Linked DNA regions of Homo sapiens: region 1 is linked to region 2. A link is a loop called in an ENCODE intact Hi-C map of the cell type or tissue named here. Cell type or tissue: heart left ventricle. All regions are shown on one strand. Each heading gives the region's core, and the rest is flanking DNA. Links, peaks and the distances in the headings are about the cores only.

Region 1 (2,918 bases), core at 146-2,645, 310 kb before region 2:
TTAGACCAAGTCGAAAGTCCTGAGAACCAGAAGAACCAATGGTATAAGTTTCAGTCCAAGGTTAAAGGTCTAAGAACCAGAAGCTCCAATGTCCAAGGTTAAGAGAAGATGGATGTATTAGCTCAAGCCAAGAGAGAGGGAGAAAAAGAGAGAAAAAATTAGCCCTTCTCCCACCTTTCTGTTCTATTCAGGTCCTCAACAAATTAGATGATACCTGCCCATGTCAGTGAGGTCAGATCTTCTTTACTTAGCTAACTGATTCAAATGCTAATTTCTTCTGAAAATAATCTTACAGACACACCTAGAAATAATGTTTTACCAGCTATCTGGGTATCCCTTGGCCAGCCAAGTTGATATATAAGATTAAAAATCACAGAAGGATTTTGCAATAATAAAAATGAGAAATAATAAAGTCTATACCTGAGTAGTGGAATTGGGAAATTGAGATTAGGAAGAAAAAAATTCAAGAGATATTTAGGAACTGGCCAGTTCTAGATGACTGAGGACAGAAAGAAACATGGAAGAATCTAAAATAATCCCCAGGTCTCCAGCTTATACTCCTGGGCTAATGATGGTGTTCCCTGAACTGAGGAGGACAGGAAAAGCTGGGATACAGTTACTGTGTTTGTTTTCAGACATGTTAAATTAGGCTCAAGATGGAAACATTAAAGGGAAGACTAAAAAAAAAAAAAAAAAAAAAAGGCTAAGATAAAACACTAGCAAGCTCTTCTGGACTGGAAGGCAAGAGACGGTAATTAGCACTGGGAAACAAGACTAGGAAGGGACATAAAGTGTAGGCAGTACCAAGTATGACCACCCAAGTTTCAGATAAATCCAGTATCAAGTATCAAAGCCAGCAGAGACTAATAAGAGGCAAGGTCTAGGAACCACGGGATGTCCCAGTAAATGAGCATCAATTTCCACAGAATTACAGGAATGGCTGAGGCTTTTCTCCCCATCATCTCCTTTCCAGGGTCTTTAAAGCCCAATAGTTCATACCCAGCTTCTGACAAAGAAGATGAGCAAAGCTAAGCTTTATCTATTTCAGTCCTTCTGCATTCTACTTCCAAGGAAGCATATAACCATTAAGCTGGAAAAGGGTGTCTCTATATCAAGGGAGATGGAGCTGTGTGGGTAGTGGCTTTGGGGAGCAGTCCAACCTCGGAGAAGGAGTGTGAATTACCACCCGCACACACAGAGTGGCTCTCCTCAACTGCCTGCCAAGGAAGGGATAGTTCTCAACCAAATCAGTCTGTGACTGCCAAAAGCTCTTGTGAGGGCCCAGTTTTCCAGCAGGAAACGTAACCTGAATTGGAAAACATGACTGTAAGCTGGAAAACAAACAGCTCAAAATATCTGTGTCCTGAAATGAACCATAAGCCATTCTGTCTCCAGAACTGAATCCACTTAGTCAAAGGAGCAGAGGGTCAGGGGAGCCAGCAGAAAGGAGGGTGAGAGGAAGGAAAGACCAATTGATGGAAGGAAAGAAGAAAGGAAATACAGAACAAAAGGGACATTGAGCCTTTGCTATATGCCAAGATCTGTGTGGGGAGGTCCACATTCATTTATGAAGCCTTTCAATGACTTTACGACACATGAAGAAGCTGGAACCTCTGAGGTTACTTAACTTACTCAAGATCACATAATTAGAATGGAGCAGAGCTGGAACTTGAACTCAGATTTAGTGACTCCAAAATTAACATGCTTTCACTAGATTCCTTTGCACCCTGAAAGGGGGAAAGGAGGAAGTGTTATTGGATACTACCTTGGAGAAGACTTCCTGAGCCCTTATTAGCTTTTTAAAAATTAAGGATACAGAAGTGGCCAACATCAGAGAATTCCTAGTCCCTGAGTTGCATATACAGAGAGTAACTTGAAAAATTAATCAGATATTATAGGACTATTTTTCTTTTCCAGAGAATCTTTCCTTCTCTTCCTTTTTTCTGGATTTTCCCTGACCTCCAAAGCTCCAGTTGATCCATCTGTATATGCATTTTCAATAATGATGCTTATACATGAAACTCTATAGGGTCAAAAGATTTTAAGCAATTTACCAAGCCACCTCACTGATAAATGACAGGATTAAGATTTAAACCCAGGTCATTGAACTCTTCTTTCCAAGTAATTTCTACTGTGTAATAGCTGTCTCTATAACATGTGCTTATAGGAAGGAGGTACAAGATAAACATTGACCATCAATTTGTCAGTTCTAGCTGCTGAAATATTTTAGTTACCACTATTCCATTGGTGACTCCACAGAAAATCTCAAAAGGACTGGCCAGTGACAACGAGGAAATTACTAAACTGTAAAGTGATATGCAAATGAAAGCAATTATAATTTTAATAATGGATTCTCTTGACTCAGAACCTGAAACTACAGCTACTCAAAGATGACAGTTGAAAAATATCATAAAAATAGGACATTTAACCATTTGCTTAAGAAATGATTGCCTTTCTAAAACCTGTGGTAAATGTTAAGTGACTTGCTCAAAGTCACACAGGTAGAAGATGGTAAGACAGAAATACAAACCCAAGCAATCTGTCTCCAGCAACTAAAATTAAAATCACGTCACAATTTTGCTTCTCTTTGTGCATAGACTATCCAGTGAAATGAGTAACATCATTATATATGCCTTCATTTTATAAACAAGGTAATAAGAAATTATATTTCTTATGCAAAGGACCTACAGCCAGTATGCAGTGGAGGTGAGATCTGCATTCAGGTTGTGCGATCCCAGAGTTGGCAGAATTAACCACAATGCTGCAGCTGCTACCTTATATGAAAAATAAAAGGAAGACAGAAAAACATAGAACTGGTTTAATATTCATAATTTGTAAAACATAGTTTCACAGCCTTAATTTTTTCAGCCTACTGTCACAAAATACCTTGGACTGGGTAACTTATAAACTACAGAAAT
Region 2 (2,918 bases), core at 117-2,616:
CTGCCATGTTTCAACACAACACAAAAGCCCCCACCAGGAGCTGAGCAGATGTCAGCATGATGCTTCTTGAACGGCCTGCAGAACCATGAGCCAAATAAACCTCTTTCCTTTATAAACTACTCAGCCTCAGATATTTCTTTATAGCAACACTAAATGCACTAAGACACAGTGAAAGGATATATAACTGGGACCATGAATGAGTTTCATGGGGACCTACATACCCAACCTAAAAATGCACTCAAATTTGGGTTCAAACATGTAGATGCATCTCTCTAGATAGATAATCCCCAAGTTTTTTCAGATTCTTAAATAATGAATGTGATCCCAATAGCTGAAGGCCTGTTAAGACTTGTCTCCCTATAGACAGGGAAAAATTCAGTTTGGCCTTTCATCTCTATTCAGATCTGACCAGCCATAGGACATTGAAGAGGGCATTGAAATGATGAGACCTAAGTCTGGGACTTTGGTCCCTGAAGCATGACCTAAGAACATGACGGTCCAGGTGATACCAACCCTTCTGAGCCATCACTCATCACATGTACTGTCCCAGTGTCACTCAGAAGCTGGTTCCTCCTAGATTCTACCCTAAAGAAAGCCAAAACCCTGTCAAACAGCACTTCAGGGTATCAGAGACATGGCTGTAACTGGAACCCTGACCTCCATTAAGCAAATGAAAAACCAGTTTTCTAACATCTTAGGCTCAAATGGTCCCTGTTCCCCTCTCTAAATGCCTTTCTTGCCATGTTTCTCCTTGTTCTTCTTTGTTCTGGCCTATTTTAAGTTCCCAAAAATCTGTGCTTCTGCCCTCTATAGAAGTTTTGCTATGTTGTTCCACCTCCCTAAGACTCTATTCCACTCTCCCTTCAACTCTCCCTTCAACTAATGAACTTATCCTTCAGAGCTTAACCTCAATCACTACTTCCCAGGCTAAGGAAATCCTTCTGATAACAGGAAATCCTTCTCAGAACATTTAGGAAATTGATTTTGTTATGCTTATATGTGATTATTTGATTAGCATCTGCCTCCCTCCTCCAATAATAATTCTAGTAAAAGCCAATGTTATTTAAATGTTTACTAAGTGCCAGGCACCATGGAAATCTCTTGACATGTATACATTTGTTAGCACAACAGTCTCATGAGGAAAATGGAGCACAAAAGCAAAACAACGGAACTGTGATTCCCTAGCTAGCGAGAGGCAGTGGTGGGATATAATCCTACACAGTGGTAGGATATAATCCCACACAGTGGTAGGATATAATCCCAGCTACAACTACACTGGCCTGAAGCTCCATGTCTTTGTTTTCACTGTTGGTACTCCCGCACCCAGCACAAGGTCTGATGCTTAATGGGAACTCCAATGGTATTGATTGACTAAATGGACTTGCCTTGCCTTGCCTTGACCTGCTTTGACATGTGGCATCCAGACTTAGACAACTTTAAAAATCACCTTCACCAACCCCAACAGATGAGGAATAGAAGACCCAGAGAAGGAATGTGTTTCCCTCAAGGTAAACACATTTCCATCACACAGAACCAGGACTGGAAGCCAAATCTCTAACACAACCCAGTGTTCTTTCCACTGCATTAAATGAAAATCCAAGTTTCCCACAGTGTAAAAACACTTAAGTATTTTTAAACCAATAAAGGACCATCACTTCCTTTCCCTATTCTAACTTTGCACTGAAATCAGAAAAGAAAAAAGATGGGTGGGTAAGGAAACAAAACTATTTCGTTAGTGATGTGTATTTGGAGAAAATCACAGGGATTAGAAAAAATTGTGACTTATACAAATGGCTCCTTAAAAAATTATTTTTTTCTATTTCTTACTAGTGATGAACACTGTTTAACTCAGAATAGCTTTGCTTTAGCAAGTCCGTGTCTTTAACTTACAATCCTTTCAATGCAATTCTCTGTAATCAATTTCTTTTGTTAGCTCAATGGCAGTTTCACTTGTGCTGATCTTTATTTATGCAGAGCTGCACCACAGTGGGGGTCTCCATGGGCCTGCAATGATCGAGCTTGACCATCAGAAAGACCCTCCTCATGGCTGGGGAGACACTATGCATGTAACTCCTAACAGACATTGTTCTCCAGGGACTGGGAAGGAAACAGCATGTTTCTAACACAAGTTCATCAGTACTCAGAGATTCTTCAGAGCAAAATAATACTCATTTAAAGAATACATTTATCAGCAGCATAGAAGCAGTACCTGACAGCCTGAGTTCAAACCTCAGCAATACCAATTACTAATCCCAGGACCTTGAGCAAGATACTTACCTTTTCTATTCCTTGGTTTCCTCATTGGGAGGTAAAAGTAAACATCTCACTCATATGAAATTCATATGAAAAATGAACAAGATAATATAACTCTGAAGCTAGCAGGTAGGAAATGCTCATTTAAAGCTAGCTGTTTCTACTATCAACAAAAAGAGTCAAACTCTAAAATATTTTGAAGGGATTTATCCTGAGCCAAATATAAGTGACCACAGTCCATGACACAGCCCCAGGACATCCTGAGAACACGTGCCCAAGGTAGTCAAGATAGGGCTTGAATTTATACATCTTAGGGAGACATAAGACATCAATCAATACATGTAAGATGTTCATTGCTTCGGTCTGGAAATGCAGGACGCTGGAAGCAGGGGCTTCCAGGTCACAGGCAGATTCAAAGATTTTCTGATTAGCAATTGGTTGAAAAAGTTAAATTATTATCTAACGCCTCAGAATTAATAGAAAGCAATGTCTGAGTTAAAAAAAGCGTTTGTGGAGACCAGAGTTCCCATTATGCAGAGGAAGTCTCCAGGTAGCAGGCTTCAGAGAGAACAGATTGAAAATGTTTCTTCTCAAAGTTGATTCTCTCCTGGATTAGGAAAAAGGAAAGAAAAGGAAGGGGATTCTCTTCAGAATGGAGATTTTCC

Evidence for each region. Hi-C counts contacts between places; a loop is a spot of excess contacts. Peaks named below come from ENCODE experiments on the same cell type or tissue, not always from the same donor. Only the 100,000 strongest peaks of a DNase experiment are listed, where the experiment ranks them.
Region 1: a loop joins it to region 2, with 2.5 times the contacts of the local background. A loop is called at or near these places in 2 of 110 quality-filtered maps.

What each region holds. Positions count from the first base shown.
Region 1 is chr9:106,227,385-106,230,302 of GRCh38, reverse strand. The region is part of intron 3 of LOC107987108 (a long non-coding RNA gene); the gene reads right to left. Among named protein-coding and RNA genes, the nearest start is that of MIR8081, 370 kb to the left of the region's middle. In heart left ventricle, for the core only: no CTCF peak of the experiment used is centred there; a DNase peak (open chromatin) is centred at 1,198; H3K27ac peaks cover 224 bases.
Region 2 is chr9:105,913,537-105,916,454 of GRCh38, reverse strand. No RefSeq gene overlaps it. Among named protein-coding and RNA genes, the nearest start is that of TMEM38B, 220 kb to the right of the region's middle. In heart left ventricle, for the core only: no CTCF peak of the experiment used is centred there; no DNase peak of the experiment used is centred there.